Regions from separate parts of the Mus musculus genome. Here all the other regions are linked to region 6. Evidence: chromatin loops called from intact Hi-C (ENCODE). Cell type or tissue: left cerebral cortex. All regions are shown on one strand. Each heading gives the region's core, and the rest is flanking DNA. Links, peaks and the distances in the headings are about the cores only.

Evidence for each region. A loop is a pair of places that touch in the nucleus more often than their neighbours do. Peaks named below come from ENCODE experiments on the same cell type or tissue, not always from the same donor. Only the 100,000 strongest peaks of a DNase experiment are listed, where the experiment ranks them.
Region 1: a loop joins it to region 6, with 6 times the contacts of the local background. A loop is called at or near these places in 2 of 42 quality-filtered maps.
Region 2: it touches region 6 in a loop (5-fold over the local background); 12 of 42 quality-filtered maps call a loop at or near these places.
Region 3: it touches region 6 in a loop (10-fold over the local background); 16 of 42 quality-filtered maps call a loop at or near these places.
Region 4: it touches region 6 in a loop (4-fold over the local background); 31 of 42 quality-filtered maps call a loop at or near these places.
Region 5: a loop joins it to region 6, with 6 times the contacts of the local background. A loop is called at or near these places in 7 of 42 quality-filtered maps.
Region 7: it touches region 6 in a loop (4-fold over the local background); 16 of 42 quality-filtered maps call a loop at or near these places.

Annotation. Positions count from the first base shown.
Region 1 is chr2:61,709,530-61,713,857 of GRCm38, reverse strand. Psmd14 (proteasome (prosome, macropain) 26S subunit, non-ATPase, 14) reads right to left here and starts at 2,164. Exons shown (of 12, transcript NM_021526.2): 1 at 1,985-2,164. In left cerebral cortex, for the core only: no CTCF peak of the experiment used is centred there; a DNase peak (open chromatin) is centred at 2,177; H3K4me3 peaks cover 1,872 bases; H3K27ac peaks cover 1,092 bases.
Region 2 is chr2:62,628,256-62,632,583 of GRCm38, reverse strand. The region is part of intron 3 of Ifih1 (interferon induced with helicase C domain 1); the gene reads left to right. Among named protein-coding and RNA genes, the nearest start is that of Gm39839, 10 kb to the right of the region's middle. In left cerebral cortex, for the core only: a CTCF peak has its summit at 1,921 (motif pointing right); DNase peaks (open chromatin) are centred at 1,964 and 4,024; H3K27ac peaks cover 1,230 bases.
Region 3 is chr2:61,800,832-61,805,159 of GRCm38, reverse strand. It overlaps Tbr1 (T-box brain transcription factor 1), which reads right to left and starts at 707. Exons shown (of 6, transcript NM_009322.3): 1 at 1-707. The coding sequence starts at 452. In left cerebral cortex, for the core only: a CTCF peak has its summit at 2,307; DNase peaks (open chromatin) are centred at 1,552, 2,135, 2,223, 3,040 and 1 more place; H3K4me3 peaks cover 2,305 bases; H3K27ac peaks cover 2,310 bases.
Region 4 is chr2:61,965,605-61,969,932 of GRCm38, reverse strand. No RefSeq gene overlaps it. Among named protein-coding and RNA genes, the nearest start is that of Gm39837, 62 kb to the right of the region's middle. In left cerebral cortex, for the core only: a CTCF peak has its summit at 1,971; a DNase peak (open chromatin) is centred at 2,048.
Region 5 is chr2:62,456,194-62,460,521 of GRCm38, reverse strand. All of the region lies in intron 1 of Gm13561 (a long non-coding RNA gene), which reads right to left. Among named protein-coding and RNA genes, the nearest start is that of Gm13561, 3.2 kb to the right of the region's middle. In left cerebral cortex, for the core only: a CTCF peak has its summit at 2,176 (motif pointing right); DNase peaks (open chromatin) are centred at 1,711, 2,175 and 3,378; H3K4me3 peaks cover 593 bases; H3K27ac peaks cover 2,725 bases.
Region 6 is chr2:61,654,546-61,658,873 of GRCm38, reverse strand. No RefSeq gene overlaps it. Among named protein-coding and RNA genes, the nearest start is that of Psmd14, 55 kb to the left of the region's middle. In left cerebral cortex, for the core only: a CTCF peak has its summit at 2,116; DNase peaks (open chromatin) are centred at 2,722, 3,023, 3,342, 3,722 and 1 more place; H3K4me3 peaks cover 2,263 bases; H3K27ac peaks cover 2,364 bases.
Region 7 is chr2:61,809,823-61,814,150 of GRCm38, reverse strand. It overlaps Tbr1 (T-box brain transcription factor 1), which reads right to left. Exons shown (of 6, transcript NM_009322.3): 6 at 37-2,568. The coding sequence ends at 1,713. Among named protein-coding and RNA genes, the nearest start is that of Tbr1, 7.5 kb to the right of the region's middle. In left cerebral cortex, for the core only: a CTCF peak has its summit at 2,048; DNase peaks (open chromatin) are centred at 2,331, 3,066, 3,437, 3,816 and 3 more places; H3K4me3 peaks cover 4,000 bases; H3K27ac peaks cover 4,000 bases.

The DNA.
Region 1 (4,328 bases), core at 98-4,097, 55 kb before region 6:
ACTTTAAGACATACAATTTATTTGTATTGTTTTAATTGTGTGGGGGGAGGGTATCTACACATCAGTACAGGTACCCCAGGACATCTGCAGAGCTGGAGTTACAATCCATTGTGAGTCACTGGATATGGGTGCTGGGAATAGAACCCAGGTACTCTGCAGGAACTCTCTCAAGGCCCTAAGCAATAGAATTTAAACATTAAAAAACAAACCATTGATTGAGGTAACATGGCAAGACGGGCACCATTATATTAATTATCCACATTGACAATCTGTCCAGTTTCCAACTTCAACGTTAAGTGCTTGTCTTGTTGCTTTACTTACATTATGTTTGCAGCAGTACAACCAATTTTTAGGCTGGGTACTGATGCACATACCTGTAATTCCAACACTACACTGTGGAGGCTAAAGCAGGAAGATCCCATCAGGCAGTGGTTAGCCTGGGCTGTGTAGGGAGAAGCCATCTCAAAAACAAACAGAAAAGCAGAACCAGCAGCAGCCTGACCTATAATCGGTTACACAGACCAGGCCGGCCTCAAACAGCAGAAGATTCTCCCCACCTTTTCCTCCCTAGTACTGCGAGTGTTCACATGAGAACTGTATTTCTTTGCTAACATTTAAGGCCTTTTCTATAAATTAGATCTTTACTAGCGCTTTCATATTATTTTTGTTGTTGTTGTTGTTTTTGTGAGACAGGATCTCACTGTATAGCCCTAACTGGCTCAGAACTCGTTTTTGTAGACTAGGCTGGTCTTCAACTCAGAGATCAGCCTGCCTCTGCCTCCTGAATTCTGGCATTAGAAGTGTTTACCACTGTCTTGAAGATTCTATTGCTGTGAAGAGACACTATGACCACAGCACCTCTTGTAGAAAACATTTCATTGGGGCTAGCTTACAGGTTCATTTTCATCATGGTGAGAAGCATGGTGGCATGCAGGTAGACATGGTACCTCAGAGTTTTACATCTTGATCCACAGGCAGCAGAAGACTGTGTGCCACACTTGAGCTTATGACACCTCAAAGCCCACCCCAACAGTGACACACTTCCTCCAGCAAAGCCACACTGCCTAATAGTGCCACTCCCTTATGGGCCTATTGGGGCCAATTACAAACTACCACAGCCATGACGTGGAACTTGGTTGCCATTTTAACTTTTTTTTCACTCCGTGCTAAAGTGGAATTACATGCCTTTAACTTCAACACTTGGTAAACTGAGGCAGGATTATATTAATTTAAGGCCAGCCTGGTGTACATAATTAGTTTTAGACCAAGCAGATATACTGAGTAAGAACCTATCTCCAAATTAATAAGTAAACAAAGCGTTCCCAAATTTCTTAAGACTCTTTTGAAATGCGGGCATCATTCTTTGGCAGACACTGAGTTCGATCGACCCACGGGAAAACTGAGTTCTAATAACCCGCAGCAGCGGTAGTTGATTTCTACTTTACTCAAAAATGGACATGTAACCATTCACAGACCAGTACTCAAGTGGAGCAGTACAAGAAGTAATGGCATAGCAGGAATAACCCAACTTTATTCTAAAAACATTCAGGATTAAAAGCATGCCTCTCTGAAGGTTTTTAAAGCTAGCAGGACAAACGATTAAGCGAACATCCTCGCTCCTTTTCTTCCCTGGACTGGAAGTTTTTCAACACAGGAAGATCTAAAGACGAACACACGTAGATCATAAACAGGGTTCTGCCAGTTGATGGGTTAAAGGTTCCCAAGCTAGAGGGAAGCAGAAACGTTTGCAAGGAGATGACATCCAGCCCTAACCCTGCCGGACACCCGGAGGTGAGGGAAGAAAGGACCAAGGGGTCCGCAATCCCATCAGGCCCCGGACTCCACCGGCAACCTGGCTGGGCAACGTGACTCAGGAAAGCCCAAGGCTTGAAGGCGGCCTAGCGAGGCAGGCTCCCGGACGTCCCAGGCCCGCCTCGGGGCTCGGCTGAGGCCGCCTGAAGAGAGCTCGCGGTCTGCATCCTACCTGGCCTTGTGGCGACGCGGCGGCGAGGGCAGCGCCTCACACTCAACAAGGACCTGGCTCGGAGAACAGGCGATGAATCAGCCCGATTCCATTCAAAAGAGTCGCCCAGGCCTCTGCAGAGAAGTACTTCCGGGTTCCCGGCTTCCTTCGGCTTCCTTTCTTCTACCGCCAATTGGAGTCCGCCGGGGAGTGGAGCCGGCGGGGGGGGGGGGGGGGGGGGCGGAGCCGGCTGGGGGCGGAGGAGCACACAGCGCACGCGCAGGCCGCCTGGTCCCGGTCCCCGCGAGGCGGAAGTCAGGCGAGCTGCTCCGCCCTCCTGGTTTTTTTCACAGTGCCAATCCTGCTTCACTGAGGTCTCCATGCTTTGGGAATTTTGGAGTTATCAGCCTTGTGGAGGCTAGACTTGGCTTGGTTCTGTCCTTCGCCTTTGTGGCCTTCCTCAAAATGTAAAAGGTTGAATTAAGGTTTTCTTGGTCACTTGAAAAGCAAAAATTAAAGGGGTGGGGGATAGGGAGATGGTTAGAAATATACAGGCTCTTTCCGCATACAAGTTTACCTCTTCTTGCCTTCACTGCCTAAAAAAGGGGTTATAGGCCGGGCGGTGGTGGTGCACGCCTTTAATCCCAGCACTTGGGAGGCAGAGGCAGGCGGATTTCTGAGTTCGAGGCCAACCTGGTCTACAAAGTGAGTTCCAGAACAGCCAGGGCTACACAGAGAAACCCTGTGTGTGTGTGGGGGGGGGGGGGGGGGGAACCTCAAGGAAATTTGACGTTTTTCCAGTGTTCCTGCCTCTTATTTTCAGCTGTTTCAATACGTATTGAAAAAAAACTACTTCTCTACATAATTAAACGATAACGGCCTTTTATCTTTGTGTTAGATTTTCAAAACAAAGTTACTCAAATTAACTTTGGCAAGTTTCTATCACATCCTGGGACGCCGTTTAGGTCACTCACCATGTTTATGGATTACTCCCACTTTCTCAAATATGTTAAAATGCATCTTTAAAGCGTTTCTTTTTTTTTTTTTTTTAGATTTATTTATTTATTTATTTATTTATTTATTTATTTATTTATTATATGTAAGTACACTGTAGCTGTCTTCAGACACTCCAGAAGAGGGAGTCAGATCTTGTTATGGATGGTTGTGAGCCGCCATGTGGTTGCTGGAATTTGAACTCCGGACCTTCAGAAGAGCAGTCAGGTGCTCTTACCCACTGAGCCATCTCACCAGCCCTAATTTTTTTTAAAAGCATTCCTGACTCAAAAATCACCATGGAACTACTGAATGGTAGAAGAGAATGGATTACAGAATCATTCCCCTTTAGTAAAACTCAAAAGGAATATGGCTATTACAAGAATATGGTTATGATGGTTTGTATATGCTTGCCCCAGGGAGTGGCACTATTTAAAAAGTGTGGCCCTGTTGGAGTAGGTGTGGCCTTGTTGGTGTAGGTGTGTTACTGTGGGTGTGGGCTTTGACACCCTTATCCTAGCTGCCTGGAAGACAGTATTCTGCTAGCAGCCTTCAGATGAAGATGTAGAATTCTCAACTCTTCCTGTACCATCATGCCTGCCTGGATGCTGCTATGTTGATATCATCAAGATGCTGCCCATCTTGATGATAATGGACCTATAAGCCAGCCCCAATTAAATGTTGTCCTTATAAGAGTTGTCTTGGTCATGGTGTCTGTTCACAGCAGTAAAACCCTAATAAGACAGTGGTTAAGTCTTACTGGGCCTGGAGAGGTGGCTCAGCTACTAATCACTTTCACTTTTGCTGCTCTTCCAGAAGACCCAAGTTCATTTTCCAGCAACCACAGTGGGCGGCAAACTGCTTGTAACTTCATCTCCAGAGGATTCAGTGACCTTTTCTCTCAAGAGCACCGTACCCTCACACACATACATAAACATCCACATTTTAAAACATTATTTGTATTAATTCTCAAAGAATTAATAAACGTTAAACATATTCACTTCCCAGCTCATTCTATAACCCCTCTCTCAAACCTTCCCTCTCTTCGCACCCAACCTGGAACCACTCCTCCCTATCTAGTCTAGTTTGTGTTGCCCAACTAACAACTAACAGGAAATGTGGTTGACCTGCCTGGGGTTACATAATTAAAAGCTGTCTCTTCCTCTCCCTTCCCTTTGCTAGTGGTAGGATCTGGTACCTACCTTCCCACCACTATGCTGGAGTTTTGTCTGGCTTGAGTTTGCTTACTTCTTATGCATGTTGTCACATTACTATGAGTTTATTGTGCATCCGCCCAATGTCTAAAAAACAGTTTCTTTGATCCACCACCTCTGCTTCTGGCAATCTCTCCATCTAATCTTCTGAAAAGAGC
Region 2 (4,328 bases), core at 148-4,147, 970 kb before region 6:
CCTGTGACGGTGCCCCAGTGTAGGGGAAGGCTTCTCTGTCTCCCTTCCCTTCCTTCACTTCTTTTACTTAAGAAAAACAAAGAAATAAACAAAAAAACCCAGAAAAACCTCATAATCTTTCTTCCTGTACCAGAGCTCCTGGTTAATCCTGTACACACAGTGAGAAACTCAGAAGAACGCCCGGGCAGCTTCCCACTCTGTGAGGTTGGCCATACAATGCACCTTAGGGCTAAGCTTAGTGCAAAATACTCAAATACCGGTTAGAGAGTGAGCTCGTATAGTAAGCTGGACAGGCTTCTAGAAGCCCGTCAGGCTCACAGGAACCCTCTGACCTTTCAGAGTCTTCCAGTGTCTGCATCTGTGAATAGGTTAGTCCCGTCCTGAGCTTTTCCAAGCCCATGATGGAGGGTTGCTTGTTTGTGACGACATGATGCCTTTCCACCAGAGGGTTGCTTTAGGTGCAGCTGCTGATAAATGCTGATGACTGGATTTATGGCCTCTCTCCTGCTGGGCAAGTGCTCTGCCACTCATCTCTGTATCCCACCCATGGAGTTACTTGGCTCACAATACTTATTGCTAAATTTAATAGAGGATTTTGCCTGTCTAGTCGTTCTTAGTGTTAACAGTGAAAATATTTGCGGAAGCATGCCATAGGTTCTGGTATCTATTTGAATGACATGCACAGCTTATTGATAAAGATATTGTGTGTTTATTTTGTGTTCTAGCAAGATGGGCTAATACCCCTAGTAGTTGTTAGAAGTAACAACAGCAGCAGCAACAACAACAAATATTGTTTCCTAAGCTGCATGCGTTTTGTAAACTTGGATTTTTAAAAAAAAAATATGCAGTAATAAAAGGAAAGAGAAGTTTGTAACTTATGTCAGGATATTTCTTATTATCTTGCTGAACCCGCTAGCATGTCTTTTAGTTTATGGTAGTTTGTTGCATTTAAGCCCCTTAGATGTAAGTAGCTTTTCCATGAAGATCCTTTCGGAGTCACTTTTACAGCCTTCTAACTCCTTCACACCTCGCCAGTCACCGCAGTGGCTCGCACGGGAGCCCATCTTTAATGACATTTATCCTTCCTTCTAAGGGTGACAGACTAGAATTCTCCTGTGGAAGGTTCTAGATGGCCATTTCACCCTCTCAGCACACGTGGGGTGTTGGCATCTCTTCTTCTCCGCTCATTCATCATTCAGAATTGACTGGGATTACACACACGTGAAGTAGGGTAGGAGACACATTGCGGGAAATGTGGGGGGCTTAGGGGAAGCAGGAGGAGGAAAATGGGGGTCTATTGATGATTTTATTGAAGACATGTATGAAATTCTCACAAATAAAGAAAAATGTTTAAGAGAGATGCTATCCCCCCTTAAAATGTAGTTATTAATTAAAATAAACCAAAGTTTTCTTTAAAGCATTGCCTTTCCCAAATTGACACAGTGACTTCTAAACAGCAACTGCGCATTTTAGAACTGTTAATGTGGCTGTCGGGATGTAGATGCCTCTTCTGCCTTCTGAAGTCACTGGAGATTTTAGAACAAGAAAATATCACAGAATTTTGATGTTTTCTTAGACCATATTCACATGGAAGACTCCAAAGGGACTTAACCCATTCTATGGGTTATTTTAATTCTGTACATTTCCAGAAAAGTTAGAGTCATTTCTAAATATCTGTTATTGCTTTGTCAAAACAAGTGAGTAGTTACCTTTTAACTTGGAGATTTTATTATTACATTTAGGAAATAAAGTGCCGTGGTAAAACAAAAGTGTAGTAAATGAGATTTCAAACAAGGGAAATGCTATTGAGTTTGGAAGAAACACTTTTATGTAACACTGCATAACAACAAACCCGGAAGCTTCTCTTCTGGATCCATTAGAGCACCTTGTTTGGACTCTAGAAATGCAAGTACCTCAGAATGATCAGCAGAGGGCGCTTTGACATTTATAAAGAGAAAGGATTTCTCCAAGAGTGAAAAATGATAATGTAACTAGCCATGTGTGAATACATAGGGCCCATGACCCAGCACGCATGTGTATATTTTGATTTATATATTCGTTCACGTGAAGATTTTAAAATTCTACCCCAGCTAATGAGCTCACCAACCTGCTTGTTTTCAGACTGTAATACCTTCTTTTTCATTCCCCCATATGTTCAACTCCTTAGGTTTATCCGGTGACATTATGCTTTGGAATATATTGTGGATATATTTTGCATAGATCATGTTCTGTAGGAGGGGTTTTAAAAATTGACCTTTATAAAACAGCCTCTTTCTCCCTGGTCCAATCTGTCACAGCACTTTTTGTTATTGTTGTTTTGTTTTGTTATTTTGTTTTTTGTTTTTTGTTTTTGTTTTTGTTGTTGTTTTCCTTTTCATAGACCAAAGACCAATCTTAGGCTTGGTCTATACTTATTTCTGTGAAAGTGTCACAAAATTTATCCTTGCACTTAAGGATCAGAATAACATTCCATATCACTATCCTGTAGAAAATCTAGTGATTTTTAGAAACCTAGAAATAAATGCCACAACATTTGAAGCTAAAGGAAGATCACTGTGGTAGCAATATATTACTGTTTCAGAATTGGCTCAAATTGAGTGAGTTATCTTTTATATTTCCTTAAATTTAGTTATTACCATTGACTTCTGAGAATTTGCAGTGCTACTGGGGCCATTTAAGGGTAGGGAGTAATTTGAAGAGAGAGGGAGGGGAAGGAAGGAATATGAATATGTTGTGATTAATGCTTATAAAGGATTTTATGTTTCTTTTCAAACTGAGCGTATTGTGTGACTCACAACTGCACAGCTGTCTTAAAAGGGCTACAGTCAGTCATCCAGAGTTCAACGATAATGCCATAGGTATTTTTATCCGTATGAAAACTGAGTGGTGTGATTCTACAGTGAAATTAATTTAGACTGGTTTATTTTATCACTACAAACAACATTTTTAGCAGAATCATAACAGATTTTAATTTGTTTATCAGATCTTACCTTCTCTATCCTGAGTTGCAAAGGACTGAAAGCCAGACTCCCAGCAAGAAGGAAGTGAGTTGGTCAGATCATACCAAACCATTGTGTTCATATCTTAAAATTATACGACCTTGGTAAGAAAACAGATATTACATGCTCCCAAGAAGAAACAGTAATTACGCCATGGAAAATCAATGGAAAGGAAAGAAAAGCCCCAAGTCTAGGGGTTAAAGGGTTCAGAGGCAGACTTGAGTGGGAAGGTAGGTTACCCCAAAGAAGTTTAGCTAGGAGGGAAGGACAGACATTTGTCTGAGCCAGGGAGGGCTGCCTTATGGTGGGATTATGAACAGGGGTGACTGATAACATTTCAGACTGAGTGGATGTCATTAGTAAGGGAAGTTATACAAAAGCTGTGGTGTGTCATAAATGTGATGTAACAGGGTTGCAGGGGACAGAAATGCAAGAATTGTTGTTGAGCATTACCTGTGCACCCTTAATGATATCTGCACTTGTACTTCCCTGCTGTCTGGTTCGGGTTGCTTAGAGTCTTCAGCCTTTCCAACAGGCATCTCTGAATTTAAAGCATTTCCAGTTCACATCTTCCAGTCCACGGTCCTGTTAATGTCAAGACTTCTAGTGTGGTCATCAAGGTCTACAGTTGTGACTGACCACACTTCAAAACATTGTGCCTTCATCATTAAGTTAAGGAACAAGCTCTTCTGGTGGGTATAGTAGCTTTTACACCCCTATATTTTAATCAGTTCTTTCTGTGTTTGGACCCCAGCGCAAAGGATAACTAACAGGCCGAGATGATACAAGTTAAGCCAACATCATCACAAATGATTCACATTTAATTCTAGCTGACATATTTCTGTGTGTGTGTGTGTGTGTGTGTGTGCACACACACACACACATCTATAAACAGGAGCAGAGAGAAGCTCCGTGGATGGCCATGTGGGCCTGTGGCTCTGAGAGAGATTTTCTTTTTCTCTTTGGGGAACTCATTTCCTAGAAGCTTGGATCCAGGATAGAATATGCAAGGTGGGTGGAGGTGGCTTCTCTCCATTCTGCAGGAACACATGTTCCCTGGCACACAGAGCGAACTATGACAGACCAAAATGTGAGCGTGTGTGTGTAGATCCATATACATAGAGCTGAAAATAAAAGTAATCTATTTCCTCTCAAAGAAAAGATTGTTATTTCTAAAGAAAAGGAAATATGTATTATTAGCAGAATGAAAGAAAGCACGCGTAAGGGGTCCGAGCAGCCTTGGGTCTGTTCCAACATGAGGACGTGCTTCAAGCTTTTGGGATAATCTTTGACAGGAGGATTACGAAACTGGAGGAAATATGGATATGA
Region 3 (4,328 bases), core at 197-4,196, 150 kb before region 6:
ACCGGGTGGTGGGCCATGTAGCGACTGGGGCTGCCGATGGAGAAGGCGGGATGCGCCGGTCCGTGCTGGCTGGGGTACGGGAACATGGCACTGGGAGCGGTGGCCGCAGACTGTGGCTGGCTGGACTGAGAGAGTAGGTAACGATCTGCAGCAGAGCCATCGAAACTGTGACGAAGCTCAGAGACCCCGTCCAAGACAGGAGAGAGTTTACTTCTCTGGACGTCCCCTGGTGAGTCCTTGGAGTCAGGAAAATTGTCTGTATCTGACTGATTCGTCATCCCCCTGGTAATTTTTTTCAAAGGTGAACTTCTCTCCAGGTTGTCAGTGGTCGAGATAATGGGATGATCATGCAAGACAAGCTCAGATCCGCCCGAATGTGGGTAGCTGCTGCTCACATTGAGAAATTTCTTGGAGAGCATGATAGAAGGAGAGAGGCAATGCTCCAGCTGCATAGCTCTAGAACCTGAACGCTGGCCCTCCCGTCCCTGGGTTTTAAAGTCCTGTTTATCATACACTAGGAATCCACAGACCCCTCACTAGACAGAAAGCACTTCAACCAGCAAATGCTTCTCAAAGGTTTGATTTACTTTTTTTTTTCCCTGGGAGAAGAGATTGGCCAATTGACACTATGCAGCAATCAGAAAAGGCTCACTTTTGATCTTGCTGCTTATGCAGCCGATGAAACGGCTCTTGCCATTGGTTAGCTGCTGACAGTAATTTAATTAGATAGACATTAATTAGGATAATCACCTGGCTCCTGGTCGCGACGATCATGGCAAATTGAAGGGGATGATTTTATTGTTGGCTTGGGGGGTGGGGAAAGTGTGTTGGTTTACGTGAGCTCTGTTATGTCACCTTTAAGCTTTGTGACCACTGCTTCAGGAAGATTCAAAGATGTGCAATTTACTAAACAGTTCCTTACCCCCCCCCCTCTCTTTAGAGAGGAGGGGCGGAGGAGGGAATTCGATGATGCTAGGAGACTTTTCGGATCTGAATGAGCCAAATATTCAGTTGAATGTAACGATTTCAAGTGCAAAGTATACAAAGCGCGAGCCGGTGGCCTCTTCTCGCCCTGTAAAACTTCCAGAGTCTGTCTTTTCCAGTTAATACACAGAAGCACACACACCTGAGCCTGTGCTTTGTTGAATCGGTATTGCGTGTCCTTGCCGCCCCCTCCCCCACCTTTAAACTACACGAGTAAATAAATAAATAAACAAACCTCTGCCGCTGAAAGCCACAGCGTTAAGAGAGGAGAAGAGGAGGCAAAGCAGTTAACCCACCCAGCAACCCACCTCGGGAAGGTTCGGTTTCCGGCAGGGGTACAGAAACAGTGACAATCTATGATCTCCTTTTTAAGTTTTGAAATAATCATAAGCTGTCGCGCTGAAGTGCTTTAATGTATTTGCAGTCATGTTTACTGGGTCGTTACTAAATATTTTATCAGCCAACTTGGTTGCAGATCATCTGAAGAGCAGCTAGCTGGGGGCGGGCGCCATGTATCCTTTGAGCCCCACCGCACTTCCTCCTTTCCGAGGCACTGGCTTGGTGACAGGTTCATAAGCCTCGCCAGGAAAAAGAGAGGGCTGAGTCCCCAGTGCAAATGGGTTCTCTAGAAGCGTTGATCTGGGGAGACAGAGTGGAAGCGGTGTCAATGCGATGATCTTACTGACTGGTGTGGTGTGTGTGTGTGTGTGTGTGTGTGTGTGTGTGTGTGTGTGTGTGTGTGTGTGTAATGTTTACATAATCCAGAGGGAGAGAAAAAGAACCCATGCCAGTAATTTTTAAAAGAGGATTAGCGAAAAGAATCGATGTAAAGAGATTTTGGCACAAGTAATACGAGGCCCCAAGCAACTCTGAGGTATAGAGAGAAAAGATCTAGTACCTGCTTTCACAGGCGGCTAGCCTTCGGCCTCGAGCCAAGAGAGCCTGAGATCTATAAACCCAGAGCTCATGCTTGTGTCCAGGCATGGCCAACCCTGAAGGCAAGAGGTGCAGAAAAGCAGAGCCAACCCCGGGCTTAGCTCAGCTCGGCCAGCAAGGTGGTGAGCTCAGGGGGACTAAGAGAGTGCCAGGCGACCTGTCTGGCTCAGGACCGAGAGGCTCACACTCCACCCATGCCTCAGGCAGGCTGGGTCTGGGAATCTATCTCCTCCAGATGGTGCCTCTGCCTTCAAGCCTTCAGTCTGAGTAGCCCCGCCAGAGCAGCAGAGTTCAAAGCTGGGTGGAACTTGGGTATGGTCAGAAAAGAGTTAACAGATTCAAGATGTGCTGGAGTTTGGTCTGCAGCGGCCAGCACTGAGCAGACTGCACCACCTCCCTCGGAGGCTTGGCGCTGTGGCTGCAGAGGGTACCAGCTGCAGCCTCCCACAGGGCACAGGAGCAAGACCTGGCACTGGTGGCCATAGGCCGGACAGGTTGATGATCAGATGTCTAAGAATCAAGTAGAAGCAATTTTCTGGGAGAAAAATAATGTTAGACCCGGTTTCCCTTTGAAAGCAAATCTCAGCTCCTATCCAGTTGGATTTTAGCCTTTGAGGCAGAATTGGAGTACCCAGGTTGTTGTTGGTGGGGTGAATATGTGTGATGACATTTGATGTTTCCCTCAATCTTTGCTGCTACTTTTGTCCCATTTTACCTGGTTGTGTCCTCCTCTGCGGGTAACATTGGCTCCTGTCACCAAGTGCCTCTCCTCACCCTCCTGCTTCTCACCTCATCTTGCCCCTTGAACAGGACACAAAGCCTCAAGTACATATATGAAGGTGACAGACCACCTGAGGTTTTGGAAGCCTTTTGCTATCCTGGACACTCAGAACTGGCTTCTTAAAAACACAAGGAATCAAAAACTGCCCATCTAAGTGTAAAGAGGGTAGAAAAGGAATGCACATTTGTTAGTTTTTAAATTTGGAGGTGAATAAGCACTGTGACCCATTTTCAATAATCAGCCCCAAAACCTAGTGGTTCCTCACATACAGGCTTTGCCTTGAAATTGGTGTATATTCACAAGGAAAATGAGGACTCTACCAACTTCGTGTTAAGCTTAGGTTTAGGGAGGGGCTTGGACTGTGTATAAGAGCTTCCAGGGAGATCATTTGAATAGTGTGTAGTTACATCTCTGCAGCTTCAACTCCTCACTGCTTGTGTTTCATAATCAGGCTGCTGATAAAGTGGTTACTAGATCAAGGTGTTCACTGAGTGTCTATTAGAACAACCTGATTTTGATTACTTAAAAATATAAAAACAGACAAATGATTTTTGGTATGAGGGATTATGTCAAGGTACTGAAGCTGATACTGTTTTCAACATGAAGGGGCAGGAGGGCAGGAGGGCAGGAGGTAGTACTGGGGAATCAAGGAAGCCCACAGGTTAAGTAAGAGCAAGCCAGGTGCATGGCAAGCCCTGACAGCCACAAAATCTAACTTAGCCTGAGTACTGAACCCAGGCCTAGAAATACTTACATCTCTCTCTTTTAAAAGGACATACTCAATTTAAAACACACCACACACACATACACACAAAATCTAATTCTAAATAATCCTCCAATATCTGTGAAAGTTGTCATTAATTATAAACGGTGAAAACCCTGTATTTAAAAAGAAAGTAAGGGGGGGGGGGGAGCAGGGAGAGAGGGAGGAAGGAAAAAAAAAGGTTCCCATAAGTGCGAAATAGTCCAAAGGGAACATTCGACACTCCACTTTTTTAGTTTTAAAAGATCATGTGCAATCCTGACGACTTAATGTTGCAGTTAACAAGACCCTATCACTACATTTAAGACAGGACATGCAGGAAGTGCCCACAGCATCTCATTCAACCAGAAAAAAGGAAAAAATAATCCATTGAAACACATTGGAAACGTAAACAATTCTACCTCCAATTTCTGACAATGTCATCAGATGGTTAAGTGCATAGATGGAGCTGTTTATTAGGACAGTATCTGGTGTACTATGGCACTCATGGAATGCTAGTCGGTGAAATCCAAAGTTACCCAGAATAATCCTCCTTTAACAAAGAATGAGAAATATTTTGGCCTGTATGTTTACAAGGACACAACCCAGAATTAAATATTTGTCTCCATACTGTTAGATACTGCTTGGAGTACTCAGTAAGTTGTTTCTGAGTAAGTATTGACGAGGAGGGCAGGGTTCTCTGTTCACTTGAGGAGCTATGATAACTGCTATGATAACTGATGAGGAGCTATGATAACTGCTAATAATCAGTACTATGGTATCAACCGCTGAGTACTTCAAACAATTCAGGAAAGAAAACTAAATCACTGTTTCCAAACTCATGGTATTCATTTACACTAGGCTTTTTCCTCCCCATTTACCTTT
Region 4 (4,328 bases), core at 197-4,196, 310 kb before region 6:
AAAATTTTTAAATTTCTTTCTTAGTTTCTGTCTTGACCCATTTTTTATTCAGTAGTGTGCTGTTCATTTTCAAGTGTGAAAGAATCTTTAAAAAACCAATAATGGCCACTAAAATGTATCAAAGTGTGTTTTAGTTTGCTTCTCTGTTGCTGTGATGAAACAGCATAACCAAAAGCAACTAGGGACAAACATATTCACTTGCCTTACAGGTTATAGTCAATCACTGGATGAAAGTTGAGGTAGAACCCTAGAGTCAGAAACTTGAGATGAAAACATAAAAGAATACTGCTTACTGGCTTGCTACCACACTCAGAGGTTTGACTGCTTTTCTGATACAACACATGCTCACTTGCCCAAGAATAGTACTGGTCAGAGGGGCTGGGCCTTTGTACATCCGTCTGCAATTAAAAAACAAAAAGTCCTCCATACATGTCCACAGGCCAATCTAATAGAGGCAATTGTTCAATTAAGGTTCTCTCTCCAAGTTGACAACCAAGATTATCCACATCCAGGGTAAAAGCACTTCTCACGTAAGCCTGATGACCTGAGTTCACTGATCAAAACCCATGTAAACATAGAACCAATACCATGAAAGTTGTCCTCACATTTCCATACACATGCCATGGCATGATCATACCCACACATATGTTATACACACACCATACACAAACAATAACGATAAATGAAATTTTAATTGTTTTTGGAAACTTTGAGGGGATACATGGTTTACATTGAGGTATTCGAATATGCTTCTATAAGCTTTTTTTTTCATTTTCTAATTAGAGTATTATATAAAGACAATTTCTAAGACATTAGGCTAAGTTAAAAGAGACTCCAAAGATAGTACATGTCTAAACTCCTCACTCTCATAGGCTAAGCAGGAAGACTTAAAGTTCAAGATAAGCCTGGGTTATATAAGAATATCATATTTCAAAAAAAGCAAGAGGAAGGTGGAACAATAGGGCAGGTCAGTAATCCAGCATATGTATACCAAATATGAGTTCCTGAATTCATTCTCCAATACTGAGAGAGACAGTGAAAGGTCCCAACACTGTAAAAGACTATTTTATTGCCTCTCCTTCCTACCCCATAGTTAAGTTCTGTCAGAAAATCCATTATATTTGTTTTATATGTAAAGTCAAACAACATGGCTTACATTTATTTCTGTAACTGTCTTGCTGTATTTTGTCACATTCTCTAATCAGATCTCTTCTACTAATCTCTCTGTTGTATATGAAACTAGCAGAAGGCTATATTTAAATTGCTTTCCAATCACAGTGCTTCAAGAGACTTTAAAAACACATTAACCTCATGCAAGATAACATGATTTATTTTATGGATAAATAAAACATAATTACTAGCCCTAAACCTTCCCTAAAGTTCAAAATTAAATCGATAAACATAAACCGAGGGAAATTTTAACCTTAAAGGAATAAACTCTTGATTTTAAACATTTCAAAATCTCACTATAATTAATTCTGTGTGCCATAATACCAAAGCAGAACAAAAGGGTTGACTGGGGACACTGGAATCACAGATCTGGCTTTTTCTTTAGTATCATAGGTATAAACATATGTTACTTATTTAATTTAAAGTGCTTGTTCATATTTAGAAAAATAGACTCCTGCTTGAAAGAACGCACTTTGAACAGTACTCTTAACAATGCCTTCATTGTACTGCTACATAGTCTTTTTGTAAGCTAAAACCAACAGCAGAAATGCCTCTCTTATTTCAATAAGAGTGAAGACGATTTTAAAATTTATGTAGTAAAAACAATATGTGTGGGCCACCTGTTTGCTTTTTAACTAAATGGATTGGTATGGAATGACAGCTGCTGCAAAACCAACAACACTTCAAATACTATATATTACTTTGCCAAGAAGTCTTAAGTTTTGGTATCATTTGCTTTATTACCATGGGGCACATTAATAAAGAATCGTACAGAAAAAGAACTGCAATGAATATTTCTAGCCACTAAGTGTCACTGTTCATTTAAAATTTTTTAAACTGTACTGCAGGGCACGGTGACTCAATAGAATCTTTTGAATGGGGTCAATCTGGGAAGAAAAAGAAAGATTCAATTGCATAATACAAACTCACAGTAAAGCACAGACTCCAGCATTAGTATAAACTGCATAGAGGAATTCCTAGAGATAGAGGTGTTGCTCTCACTGCAATACCAACTGATCAAATCAGACATTTGTGAGCTTAAATAAGGTTTGAGCTACACTAAGCCTCATAATCTGTTTTTACCAATATAAATGCCAAAATTGAATTGCCACTATAAAGTCTGCCAAGTTTCTTTGTATTGTATGTCAGTATGCTGTTTTCCTTGATAGTGCCATCAATAAACATGTCTGGGGATCAACTGCTTACGATCAGATACACTACATTCATTGTTTCAAGCTGAGATGAAACTGTACAGAATGCCAGTGCCAGAGAGGTTCAAACTAAGCATTTGAAAGGGAAAGGAAGGCATACTTCCTATACCCAGTACCTAGACTCTTAAGATACTATGAAATTTTCCTCAATGTTCACAAGTCAGACTCCATTTCCTAGACACACATAAAATTTAATACAAAATCATGACGTTGGGTAGGAAATTTTTTTCTCCCTACTATAGGAATAAGGAATTCCCTTAAACCTAAGAGTAGAGAGCATCACATGTAGATGGGCCAAGGTGCACAAATAAGCTAAAGCAATGTGGTTTTTAGACAACCAAAAGAAGTGGGGAAAGAAGTCTACATAAGGTGTACTGACTAAAGGAACTTTTGGAAAAACACAGAAATGAAAAACGTAAGGTCAATAAATATTAACATACAAATAAAAGATAAAAGAAACCACTAAAATTATACAACATGAGAATGATACTTTAAAATAGCATATTCAAGCCAGGTGTGGTGGCACACACCTTTAATCCCAGCACTTAGGAGGCAGAGGCAGGCGAATTTCTGAGTTTGAGGCCAGCCTGGTCTACAAAGTGAGTTCCAGGACAGCCAGGGCTATAAAGAGAAACCCTGTCTCAAAAAAAAAAAAAAAAAAAAAAAAAAAAACCATATTCAAAACACTAATCAGATAAAATTGGGGAGGAAAGGTTTGTAGTAGCAAGTGAAAACTTAAAAATATTTTAAACATACATATTTCAAAGAGTTCAAGATTCTTTAAAATGTTTAAATGTAGCCAGGCATTGTTACACATCTTTAAGCCCAAATACTCTAGGCCAAGGCAGGAGGATTTTTGTGAGCTAAAGGCCAACCTGGATTACAAAGCAAGTTCCAGACAAACTAGGTAATTACAATGAGACCCTGTCTTTAAAAGAAAACAAACAGACAACTAAATAAATAATTTAAATGTCTCATGCCTAACGTATCATTTTCCTGAAGAAAAAAAAAAAAAAAGTTCACAATCCTGACGGGAAGCAGGCAGGCTGACTACAGATTTTCACTTTTCCTTCTGCCTCTCCAGATCCAATCCCCACATCCATCGACAGCTCTGCTGTAGAACACATGTTGTGGGCTCCCTTTCCTCTCTGACCACACCCCCAATGGATCAGGAAGATCTCCAAATCTTCCTTCTCCCAATGCATTCCATTATTCTAGCCTCCAACACCATTAAGCATTCCCTAAAAACATACCAGATGAGCAGGCCAGGAAAACAGGCAAGCTAACTGAAGACCTTCACCGCTCCCTCTTCTCTTTTGATCAAAATCCAATCTTCCAGTCTTACCCCTAGTTCTGCAACAGAACACTTGTTACAGCTTCCTCCTCTTGTCATTGCCCATATCTACGGTGAATCCCACAGACTTCCTCTCCTAAACTACCTCCTCCCATCCTGACTCATTGCTTGACCTCAGCCACCAACTCCAACAAGGCACTCTCTGGTACCCATCAGGCCACTCTTGCCAGGGAAGCAAGTAGGCAGACTAAAGATCTACCCTACTCCTCTTCCTCCAGATCATCTGCAGCTCTATAACAAACATTCTGGGGTAACCTCTATTCAGGCCCTGCTCCATTTCAAAGAGACAAAATAAGCAGATCCTAGCACAACACTCTGCTCTCCTTCCTCCCGAGGACTCTCTCAGTCTCCTACCTATCTCCATTCCTAAGAGTCAATTCTCAATACCCAGAAACACATTGTACCTGGAACCACCAGTGGTCACACCATATTAGGTCCACAGAAAATTTTCTACCAGGCAACACACAGAATCCTAAAATCCAGAGAAGAAAAAGAAACCAAAGATCAAAACGCACACTTAACAAAGACAAAAGAAGATATGAGAACTTAGAGCTATAATCTTCCAAGCCCTAGATGCCTATATGCCAGCTTAA
Region 5 (4,328 bases), core at 114-4,113, 800 kb before region 6:
CCATGAAGATCAGACTACCAAGAGAAGCTGTGTAATTTCCATCCTTAAAGAGCTTTAAAAATAGGATAAACAGCCATCTGCACAAGATGATTTATGCATTGACCTTCAGGAGGCGGGCCCGATCATCTCATGAAGTCCCTTCCAAGTGTGGGATTCTATGATTTAATCAGTATGTGATTTTTCTCAGCTCTACATTTTGCGAGATAACCAGCAGATGGGAGCCACAAATTCCCCAACATCATACCAAAATCATGGTTCCTCACACTGGTAGGGCCCAGGCAAGCTTGCCAAATTGGCATCCATTGAAAAAAAATCATTGAAGGACCCACCTCAAACATTTATTTATCTCCTTGTGGGTGTCTGGACCACCCATGTCCACAAAATAGAGATAATCTTTAGACCGATTGTGTGCATTCAGCTTTGACTTAAGTAAGAGTCACGTTGAAAAGGGGAGTCTCATTTTGAAACCTGAAACAACAGCTCTCATAAAACGGTGGTGGTGGTGGTGGTGGTGGGGGATTTACAAACTCCAGCTGAAGGAGAAACGAGGTCAATTAGACACAGCCCTTCCCAGGAAACGTTTTAGAGCAAACTTGAGCCTTACTTGTTTTCACTTAACAGACACGTCTCGTCAGTTCTTTGGGCATATATGTAGTGCTTACTATAGCCTAGGTTCAGTACAAAGCCACAGGGAGACAAATACCATCCATCCGTCAAAGAGCTTAGTCTCTTCCAAAGGAAGAGGCCATTTTTTTTTTTTTTTTTTTTTTTTTTGACGCAGAGTCAGCAAAGCAGTAACAGGATGCAGAATAATCGATGGGATGATGCCAAGAAAACGATCCAAGTCTGAGAGACCTAAGGGACTTGGACTTGTGTCTGAAGGTTAAAACGAAGCTGGGGAGGAAAGATAATAAAACGTTTTCTGGAGCACTCAGGATAGCCTGAAGAGTGGCTGGTAAACCCCACGAAGTGAAATTTGTATACAGCTAGTGCTTACGGTGTAGAGAGAAGGGTAAAAGGCCAGTTGGGGAGAAGGAAAGACCCAGAAGTGAGGGAAACCGAGAGGTCACGAGAGCTCTCACAGGTCATGCAAAAGAACTCAGACACAGCATAGAAGAAATATGGCTGCTGAGTGATAGAATACACTTCTGAACCAAAAGACAGAAAAGCATTTGCATACGATTCACCAAAATGAAGGGGTCACTAGGCAGGTGTTGAGACATCAAGGAGAACCCAATAAGGCTGAGCAGGGCAACAGCATCTAGTTAGGGTACTCTTCCTTCTCTTCTGATCACTGCTCCTTGGACTTCATCCCCCTGCCTCCCCTTGTTATTCAGACCCTTCAGGTGACCACCTGAAGCTTCTACATCTTAAGCTTCAGCCAATGACAAGCCAGGAATACACTGGTCCCATTATCTCACTGGCAGACCCCAAATTCCAGCGAAGGGGACTAACAATGGTCCACGGAGACTTTTTCGGGGAGAAGGCGTTCATTACAGCAGGGAACTATTGCTGCAGGCACCTTAGGGGCAGGGTGAACTTGTTCTCTGAACCGGAAGGGCTGCTTTGTAAGTTTTCTCCGTGTGAATGTAGGACCTTTGGTTTGTTTGATGGGGACGGATGCAGACAATCAGTGTGGCGATGGTCACAGATGTGTGTAGCTCCTACCTGGAGGCTGGGAGAAAAGATGGAGTCTCCAGTCGTTCCAGGAACTACTTGGCCACACTAGCAACAGCTGAGGGCAAGCGCCAAGCCTCCGGCACCTCAATCCAAAGAACAGGTTTCTCAAATTGTGTTCTTTATTCAGAACTTATAACGGCTGGCAGGTTCTGCTCCCATATATGAATTTTCAATCAGCGTGCTTTTATTCAAATTGTTCTTTTGTTTCATTGTGTTACTAAAAAAAAGTATGACAGGTTGGCATGCTTGTTTATGTAAATGTCTGGAACTGTAATTTCTTGTACGTTAAGTACAGATAATTACACAGCCTACCTTAATCTCTGAGGACCTAACAATCACCTTAACAGCACTAAAATTAGACTTCTCTTAAATTAGTGCTGAGGAAGTATGCATTAAATATTTTATTAATAAACAATTTACCTTTCTCGATTCTTCGAAGAATTTTAATTTTTGCGAATGGAAACGACATAGAACAGTATTGTGCAGTTATATGAAAGACCACTAGATGGCACCATACATCTTTTCTTCCAATTTTATCTCCCTAAACTAGCTGTTTTAGAAAAGGAATTTGTGTTCTTTCGGGAGGAAAAAAAAAAAAAAAAAAAAAAAAAAGGAAGAAAAGAAGATTAAAAAAAAAAAAAGAAAGAAAGAAAAGAAAAAGAAAAAAGCCATGGTAGTTTTTGCAACGCTTTTTGAACGTTTATTAGTGTTGCGGCATATTGGTGAGACTGTCTATACTTAAACACCAATTTCAGGCTTGCTCGGCTATTTCCCAGGAGGTATTTTCATTTCTCAGTCTTTATTATCAAACCATACTGTTTTATTTTTTCTTGTTTTACAGTACATTTTGATATTGTTGCAATCATTATTTCCCTTCAATGATATCGTTATTTCCATAATCTTCCTTATTTACAATTTTCCAAAACAAAATCCAACTGCATTTAATTATGTTACAAAGGAAGGAAAACACGAATTTTGTTTAAGTTCTCAATAAGTTATAACAATAGCAAAAATAATAAAGGAGCATGCAATCTGGGAGGAAGTTACATCTTTATTATATTTTTGTCAGTAGTAAAATAAACACTTTTGCATCTGTGATATACATTTTTGCAGGAGTGAATGTGTGTAAACTAAATTAATATTTTAGTAAGGTTGTATTCATTATTATAAAAGCTAATAATGTGGAATGACTGATCATGTACAATTGCAGAAGTATACATTTATTTGTGTAACTCAAAGAGAATATTTTACTCCATATATATAATAATGCCAATTGATTAGCAAAACAGAAAACAGTTATTAAAAGGGGTTAAAAACTACACTAGGCATAAAGTAACAACTTAAATATTAATCATGATAACTTTGTTTAAAACAGAAAGGAAATGTATATGCTAATTATCTTCTCGGGGAAATAAAATTCATGTTTTTAAGACTTTTCAGAATTCTCTACATTTTCTATAGTGATATATTGTGTTCATACTCAAGACTTCATGGAGATTGCAAAAAATGCTACTTTCTAAAAGAGACTCATTTATTGCTCAGATTGTCAGAATAATTGCTTACTAAATGAATGTTCTTCGTGATGCTCCAGACTAGGAAAGCTGCCGAGAGCAAGCGGAACTTTTTGAGGCCTTTCCTACACATGTTCCAGCCACTGCCCTGGGAAGAGAACCTGCTTGCAGGTCACAGTGTCAGGAGTCTCTGAAGGACTCTGTGTCTTACCCTTCAGCCTCTCCCTGGGAGAGCCTTCATCTTCCAGCAAGTGGCAAGTCAGAGGTTCTTAAAGTTTTTGAGGTCAGGGAACCTGTGCTCTCTTAAATACTGGCACCATATTTGTATGGGCAATATATGTTTATGCTTAGCATATTCTAAATGAAAACAAATTGATAACTGCTTGTTTACTTTAAGTTAGAATTCTCCCACTGTATAATTTTACGTGAAGAATACCTTTTATAAAACAGATAAAGTACAGAAAGACAATGGCCTGTGTATAGCACCTGGTGTCTCTGATTTCTTCTTGCCTGGGAAGAAGATGGATTTCTGCTTTTGCTTCTGCACCCAATCCCTGTGCTCATTCTACGCAGCTTCTGGACATCTCTATGACACCACAGGATAAGAAAGAGTAAATAGCAGCAAACGACGTCTTTGATGATGATTGATGATGATGATGATAATGATGACGACGACGACGATGAAAATACTGATCATCAGAAAGAAAAGCATTTCGGGAAACCCAGAGCTGCGTTCCCAGGTTTTCTTTTGAGATTAGTTTATGAAACTGGATTGTGGTCACTGAATTATAATCAGTACAAAGCCTTCCTTCCTCTGCTTCTTTTCTAATATATTTTGCTAAAACTGAAACATAATTTGGGGAGTACAGAGTGACTCTTCACATCCCATTCTCTGCCATCAATCTCGGGGACATGTTAGCTGGACATGTTAGAGGGGACTGAGATTGTTGACCTCATCCACGCCTCCATCCTGTCGCTGCCACGGTCTACTTGGTTTCTCCCTGTTACCGTTAAAGATGATTATGCTTCATGCTTTCTCATCCTCCTGTTCCCTAGCTTCTTGATGAGCCTGTGTCCCTGCAGCTGATGCCTTGCAATGCTTTCCGTTCCAAATCTTGAAAGAGGCAACTATAGATT
Region 6 (4,328 bases), core at 145-4,144:
AAGTATGCCTTGCTCGCCAAGACCTGTAAATTCAGAGGTACACCTGACTACATCGTTTGTTATTAAGAGGTGGAGGTTTGTTATTAAGAGTCCCAGGTGGAGGCATCTTCGAAACCAATATATTTTCTTTATAACTGGTGTCAAATTGATGTATATATTAAAAAAAAAAACTTGGAAACTGATCTCAAAGAGGAAGTAACAGCCCAAGGAGCCATATGTTCAGGGAAGCTATCAGGTTTCCATTGGGACCAAATTTCACTTCACCTTTTTGTCCTTATGTGCAAATAAAAACTTATCTGTAAATATGCCATTCAAACAGCCATGCAAATTTGTGAGGTCTAAGGGCTGAGAAGAAACTACCCTAGGTCCGTAAAAAGCCAGCCGATAGAAGGTAAATAATTTTGTTAGCTATTGGCTATGCATAAGGCAACACGGGGATTGAAATCCATAAATTCACACCTTCAAATGAAATGCCTCCATAGAATTAGCTAACGAAGAAAAGGCTGATAAATAGTTAATAAATAAATTTCAATGTCGATGGAATTGCTGGACCCAGGTTTACATTAATGGATGTACCCTCCACCCTTGCTGTTAGATGGATTCCTAGTCTAACAGATTTGGGGATTTTTCCAAATGCAGGCTAACAGTATAGCAATGGAAAGTCTGTGATGGGCTAAGGGCTAAGGGCAGAGGGCTGCTCAGTGGGTTTCCAGAGAAACCAAAAGTACTTCTGCTTCCCAGTACAAAACACTTTATATAACTCTTTTTAGGAATTTTCAATTTTAAATCTTTATAGCATTTCAGTAGGTCATTACTTTACTGGTATGCCTGGGCATATTCTAGCGGGAAAATTACTTACATTGAGCACTGTGTAGCTTCCACTATGACTAGAATCAAAATCTAAAACCACCAAGATTCACTCAAGTCACTTGATTTTATATTTATATACTTTAATTAATAGACATTCTAACTTTAGGGGAAAGGCAATAATAGAAATGAAACCCTTGTGTCCTCAATAAGTCTTCACACAATTGTTTGTGTTGTTATACCAAGATTAAAGTCCGTAGAAAAAAATTATACTTCGTAGGTTATCCTGCAATTACTTCTTTTACCATCTATGGTTAGAGGAAAGTTTTATCACGTTAATTTAGGCACCTGATTAGCTAATAGCTAAGTGCCTTAGGAAAAACTGCAGCCAGCTCTTTGTTTCTGGGTTCTGGCTAAGACACTTTTGTCACAGGGAGGAACATCAAAGTCTTTAATCCTAAGAATGGCTGATGAAATGGTAGTTTAAATGTTTTTCTGCTCAACCATCAACTCTGCGGGTCAAAAAGGGAACCGCTGTGAAATCTCCCCTGGCTCCCCAGCGAGCCTCAACAGGTATGGAAGACTTTTTTTTTTTTTTTTTTTTTTTTTTTTTTTTTTTTTGACGAGACTTCGTTTATGATGCATTCTTTGGTGTTGCTGTTCATGTCCATCTTATCACGGAGCCAATTGATCGAGGAGGCACGCAGTGCACCAGCCATGCCCAGTCCCCATCTTCGGGTGCCCCGGGTCGTGGGAGGGTTACCTGCTTTGAAAAGACGTTCGTCTCACCAGCTACTGTCTTAGGTGGTATTCCCCAGGGTATGTGACACAGAAGCCCAGTTAGCCTAGTCTTGGGGTCAGGAGGTCAGGGGTTGGGAGTACAACTAATTGTAAGGCCCTCTCTGGCTTATTAAAGCACTCGCTCGCACTTGTGCTCAGGGCCAGGACGCTTGTGTGCGAGGGTCACAGCCCGAAGCCTTTGGGGGACGCGTTGGCGGGGGGTGCGGGGGGGGGGTAGGGCTTGACCATGCCGACAGCTCAGGCGAGCGGGGTCTCGGCAGCTCGCACCAAGGTTGGAAGCCTATGCGGTAAAGACCCAGCTCGGCCCGGATCTGGCTTTGTTTTTTCTGGCTCTCTTTGGTTTGTCCCCGGGCCTCTGGCGTGACTCGGGTCCCCTCACAGACCAGTGCGTCCGCTCCCCCGCAGGCAGGCAGGCAGGCAGGCCGGGCGGGCGTGCGCATTAAACGTGGGTCCCGGGCGCCCCATGCGGGCTGCGCTCGCTCGCTCGCTTCTCTCGCCCGGCCGGCCAACCCGGGTGCGGCTCGCCAGCGGCGGGGAGGACGCGCGGGAAAGCCAGGGAGCGGGAAGCGGGCGACGGCGGGCCCGCTGGAAAGGAGGGAGCGCCGCAGGCGGGAGGACGACGCGCGGAGGAGGGAGCGGGAGGAAGGAGGGAGCGCGGCAGGCAGGCGGAGGGAGGGCTGATTAGCATGCAGCAGCGCTCGCGCGCCCGGCTCCATTGTTTTAACACCTCCCCTCTCCTCCGCGCCAATCTGTCACCGTTCAGCAGGCGAACGCTGCTGCCTCAAATGCTGCTCTTCTCAAATGAGACGGATAATTAGTTGCCCCGCACGAATGCCGCACTCTTCTCACCCCTGATTGCTATCACCTTCTTGCTCCTGGCAGTTTTGACACCTCGTAATCAGCCTGCTGCTTTTCTCTTTTCTTCCCGACTTCTGCTTCCCTCCCCCCTTCCTTCCTAGTTGATTTATTTATTTATTATTATCATTTTAAATGCAATCTCGGTCCCTATTTGGACGAGTGCTCCTCGGAGTTAACCTTGCATATACGTGTGTGCCTATATATGCATATGTAAACTAGGGTGTGTGTGTGTGTGTGTGTGTGTGTGTGTGTGCGCGCGCGCGCGTGAGCAAGGGGCGGGCTGGCAATTTTGCGGGAAACACTGCTTCCACGCGGAGAGAATTTTCTCCTAAAGATATTTTGGGGTGGGAGAAGTTGGGGAGAGGGATGGGAGGGAAGAGTTAGGGAGACCTCAATTAATGCTTTAAAGATCTCTTAGAAATTAACAAACTGGGGAGTCTCGGAATCTGCTGTCAGAAGCGTGTTTTCCCCTCTCTCCTCTAACAAGCACTGACAGTCTAATTACTGTAGCTACAAGCAGCTGTCGAGGCAGCAGCCCGGGAGCGAAGGCGCCACGGGATGAGCGCTCACCGCCGGCCCCTGTGCCCAGCCTAACCCGCCGAACCACGGCCAGACTTGTGAGGATGGAGAGAAGAGCGAGGCCCGGCACCCGGCAGCCTCGCCAGCCCACGGCCGGCCTGCGAGCCAGCAGACTCCCTTATTGTTTCATATTTATAAAGTCTTTACCTTGAAGGTTAAAAGACGTGAAGAAGAAAGGAGGGGACTGGGGGGGGGGTGCGAAGAAAATCTTTTAAGCTTCCATCCATTCCTTTTCTACCTCCTCAAGTCTTCCCTCCCCCGGTGTTGGTAAAATAACCACGCAACCCGGGGCTGAGGGGGCGGGGTGAGCCAGGCTGGAGTGTAAGAAAGCAGATGTCCCCGCTGGCAGCAGCCTCAGCCTCCGGGGAAAGCTGCACCCGGGGGGGGGGGGCATCCCGAGGACATTCACCTCCCACTTCTCAGGCATCCCGCTCACAACTGCCTCGCCCACGGGTGGTTCCCCCCACCCCCCATCCCAAAATCAGCGTTTTGCGCACGTAGCTTTCTTACCTGGGAGCTGTTCTTACCCGGGCTACGCCTAGCAGAAGCCCAGAGACAGCCCTGTCGTCACCCCGCACTGCAATAGGATAGAGGGATAGACTTGGCCGGTGTGGTGTCCACTCTACCTTTCGAGCTGCGGGGTCCTTCCAGAAGGCCCCTCTGGCGGCCCAATAGGGTCTCTGCCCTAAGAAGTTGGAGCTTGGGGTACTGCTAGAATCTTAAATTCCCACCTTACTAAAGTGGTGAGGGCAGGATGTTCCAGAGGAGGGTAGTGGGCCACTCCAAGTCACTTTTTGGGATAGAGTTCTTTTTGGTTGTCAGCAAGCCAGTAAAGATGTCAATTGTGTGAGAGGCGAGGAGAGGAAAAAAAAAATCCCCCCCCTTTTTTTTTGATAGGTGGTGGTGGGTATATTCTTATTAATACATACTGAGAAGTTGTGTGTGCGTGTGTGTGTGTGTGTGTGTGTGTGTGTGTGTGTGTGTGTAGTGGAGGGGAAGCTGGGAAGAAAAGAGTCTTTGGATAATTGTCTAGGCATTTCCATTCAGCCTAGTGGCAAAGATGTACATGCCTCAGAACCCTTCACAGTGCATACCTAATAATCGCTATGTCACCCTGGTGAGGAAGATGTCAATGTGATGTGCTCGTCACCTTGAGAAGTCGAGGTACCATTCTCATTCTTCCACTGGGCACAGAGGCCTGATCAAATTCCCCCATGCTTAACCCTCCAGTATGAGACATTGCTCAAGGACAGTTACATTACTGTTGAAAGCTACAAGTCAAT
Region 7 (4,328 bases), core at 144-4,143, 160 kb before region 6:
ATTCTTTGCAAACTGTAAACTGCTCTCAACACCATATTTAGCATTTTACCAGATTTATTTTACTTGTTATACACAGACGATACAAACGAGCAGAAAACAAAACGATTCTCAGTGGAGTGTGTACTTGTATAAATTATTCAATTCACAGACAAAACAAAACAAATATAAAAAATCACAACATTTGATTTACAGGAGAGCCAAAGTATACCCACGTTTAGACCCTGAATTCCTATTAGGACAAATCCCCCCATAGACTGGAATCTAGATTGAATATTGTGTATGATGCATATTTCACATTGATTTTAAAGTACAAAAAAAGTATAAGTTTGCTACACAACATTAGAAATCCTACTAATCTATTTCCAGGGGGATTAATGCTCCTTATCAAATATAACAAGACTTGGGGGGAATCAGTCTTACTTGCAATAATGCTAGTGTTTTCCCAAGAAAGTCAAATTTCAGCTGTCTCTAAGTGGTGGGGGAATCGTTTTTCAAACTAAAATGCAGTAAAATATACAACTCACACAATTCATCTTCACTAGACTACACTATAGTTACCAACAATTCAGTCATCTATATCATTAGTAGATTACTCATTACAAAGATTTACAGCATATAAAGGTGGAGTGGGGTCTGAAAAGATAGTCAGAAACAGTTTATCAGCATATTTGGCACCTGCACAGACCAGTAATGGATTTGGCACTTTGGGGAAAAACAAATAAGGCAAAATAATATTGCTGATGTGGGGCCATTCCATTTAGAAGGAAGGGAGAAACACATAGAACTCCAGTTAAGTCCGCCTGGCAGGCATCGTGTCACTTACTCGACTCGCCTAGGAACAGACAACTAGCTTTTACAGGTGTTCAGGTGGATTCTCCTTAGCTACATTGTGTGCACCAGGGCACACAGTGGTTACATCATGCAACGAACTGAGAAGTGAGAAAGCCACCACTATGAAGTGCTTCGTGTTTCCAGAGCCTCTTAGAATATCTTTAATAACTCACAAGAAAACAAAGGGTGTGGGAGAAGAGAAAGAATGAGAGGAGAAAAAGAAAAGGAGAAGAAAGGAAAGGAATAAAAAGTTAAGCGTGAACTGGTTTTGTGCCTTGACAATGAGAATAAAAACTAGCCATTCGTTACAATAAATTAACACTATATACAATCATTTCACAGGCTTTGTTCCACTAAAAGTATTAACATCCCTACCATCCATCCATCCATCCATCCATCCACTCGGGTATAAGAAAGGACGCGCTGGGTGGGTGCAGGTTCTAGAGTCAACATCCTATGGTTAAATAGGGAGGCCAAGACAAGGCGGGTCGGAATCGCTGCTGCCTGGCAGGATTGCCCAGGTCTCCTAAAGTTGAAGAGTTTCATTCCAAGAGAAAGGAGAGGATGAGTGGGGCAAGGAGAAGGGGGTGGAAAAAAGACAGGGAGGATCATAACCTCACAGACGAAAAGTTGGAAAACCACAAGGTTTACAGCCAGGTTCAAGGTCGGTGCGCTAACTGCAGAGAAGGCTGTGTAGAGAGAAAGAAAGAAAGAAAAAAGAAGAGTTTTAAAATCATAGTGAGAGACCTGCACTTATCCCCGCAGACGGTCATCGAGGGTCAAGTGAAAGAGCGAGTGCGCTAGAACGGGCCTGGGAAGGAGGACGTGGGGCCGAGCTGGGGGGCCGGGGGCACGGGCGGGCGGGCGAGCGGGCTGGCGGCCTAGCTGTGCGAGTAGAAGCCATAGTAGCCGCCTATGTCCTTGGCGCAGTTCTTCTCGCAGTCCCGCTGGGCCAGCACCTCGCTCTTGAGCGGGGACGAGCTCTCAGACACCGGCGTGTCAGCCGGCGAGATCCGCCTCCGCTTGGCCTGCTCGTAAATCCCCGAGTCGCTGGAGTCGATGGATTTGATGGAGGAGGGCGTCTCGATCCAGCTGGAGTCGGACAGGTCCTTGGGCTTGGCGTCCTCGGCGGCGGGCGCCAGCGGCGAGCGCTCGGCCGCCAGGCCCTCGGCCTCCTCGCCCAGATAGGGGTTGGCGCCGGCCATGCGCGCGGCGGCCGCGGCGCTGTTGGGCCAGCAGGGGAGCACGGAGCCCGACTTGGCGCCGCAGTACTGCGGGGGGCTGCGCGCGCCCCAGCCCGAAGGGTCGGCGTAGTAGCCGAGCGGGCGGCCCGTGCAGCCCGCGGCCTGCAAGGGCAGCGCCTTCACGCCCGCGGCCGCATACGACAGCAGCGTGGCCGCGTTGCCGGCGAAGTCCGTGGCCGTGTCGTAGGCCGAGGCCGCGAAGTCCAGCCGGTTGTTGGCCGGCGTGACGAACCAGCGCTGCGGCGACGGCGCGCCCGGGTCCTCGGCCTGCTGCGGGGACAGCAGCCCGTTGGTGTGCGGCACGCTGCGGTCCGTGCCCGGCCCGGGACCCGCGCCGGCGCCCGGGTGGAAGCGGGCCTTGGCGTAGTTGCTCACGAACTGGTCTTGCAGGAAAGAGCCGGCCATGGCGTAGCGGGCGCCGGGCACGATCTGCGAGCGCGGAGAGTCGTTGGGCGACGGGGTCAAGCGGTCCATGTCGCAGCCCGTGTAGATCCTGGGGGGAGGGAGACAGAGAGAACCGAGGGATGGCGCGGAGGTCCCTTTGGGGTCCTGGAGGGAAAGCCACCTCTAGTTTTTGCCCACCCGCACACCGACTGTAGGTTGCCGCTGGCCATACAGTTTGCAGATGACAGAGGTCACACACCCGCAAGTTCCCTGGCCTGAACTGCACAGATACCAGTTCACCTCCTAGAACCTGAGCGGGACGAAAAGTGAAGACTGGAGGTCATCCATCGTCCCCTGTTCCATCTAAATGCACCGGGACCAAGATGGGGCCTAAATCCACTTAGCCAGCAGTTGTGCTCACATGATGGCTGAGTTAGCCAGACACCAAGGTGCTATTTGCCCTTTGGGCCTTTCCTCACTGATAAATTTCTGAGTGAAATTTCTAAACAAGTGACCCACTCTCTCCACCCATTTAAGGCCTCCTGGGTCCATTGAGTTGTTCAGACAATTCCTTTTCTTTTTCTGGGTAGTTTAAGAAATCCCCAGAGGGGAAATCAGCATGGGGAGGTTGGGGACCGATATGTCCAGGTAATCTCTCAAAGGCTGACTTCCACTGGCCTTCAGAGCCCGTAGGATTGCTGCTGGAATACTTTTTTGTCTTTCCCTTATGTACGCCCTTTAACTCCCAACTCTACTAATGCAAGCAAACAAGAAACTACTACTTGGAAGAAAGACTCGTTGATCAATAAAATTCTTTAGAAAGCAGTGTACTTTCCTCTCATCTTTTCTACTCAGCTTTTGGCCCATTGCTAGAAGGAAAAGTGGAAGAGAAAGACTCTCTGGAGAAACTTACAGTTATCACCCTCCATCAAACAGCCTACCACTCATAACAGCCAACCCTCACAGAGTTTAGTTGTGCCTGACTGTGCAGATAGAAATTATTTACATGAGCACAGATAGATTTATGTAGCTCACAGCAATCCTCTTGGGTGCTATGTATGACTCCACTTTCCTGATGAGGAAACCGAGGCAACGGAAAGTTTGAGAATTTGCCCGCTAATAAAGAGAGATTGTGTTTGGGGGAATTACTTTAGATAAAATAAATATTTATTAATGGGTCTAGGAGATCCCATTCGACTTGAAGTTGGATAAGTGTTTCCTCACACATATACACACATACCTCTCTTTATTTAGCTCACACATAAGTGTTTGCATCTTTAGTCAACACTATTTGAAAGAGTGCCTCAGTATTGTCAGATCTGAACCCCAAGGGGAGAAAACTCCCCAGGGTGTGGCCAAGCAACCTTCTAGAATCATCTGAACCCTCACACCCTCCCACATTGCTCTCTGATCCAACAAGGCCCACATTACCAACCTTATGGAGGAAAGAGATTGCTAAATCTACTCCACTCTCTCTCATTCCCCCAAACCCAGGAATTAGTTTTATGCAGATGGGAAAGTTACATGGATCTAAGAAAGGAGGTGGCTCATCTAACAGAAGGCAGCCACGGAAGAGGGGCAGATGAGAGTAGCTGTGTCTGCTCAGGTGCATTATGTACCCCCTTCTCCTCCCCCCCCCAAAAAAAACCCTCTCCTGAAACTTGAATTAAGTTTCAAATTAAAAAAAAAAAAAGTGGAGAGAGCTAGGAAGAGAAAGGATTAACAAGGTACAAATATCTTCTCTGTTTACCACCACAATATTTGTTAAAAGAAAAAAGCAGTCTGGGAAAGATAGTTTAGATGTCCATCCAGGTGTTGGACCACTTGGGATTGCTGAATTGATTTGTGCAAAATAAATGCTATGAACAG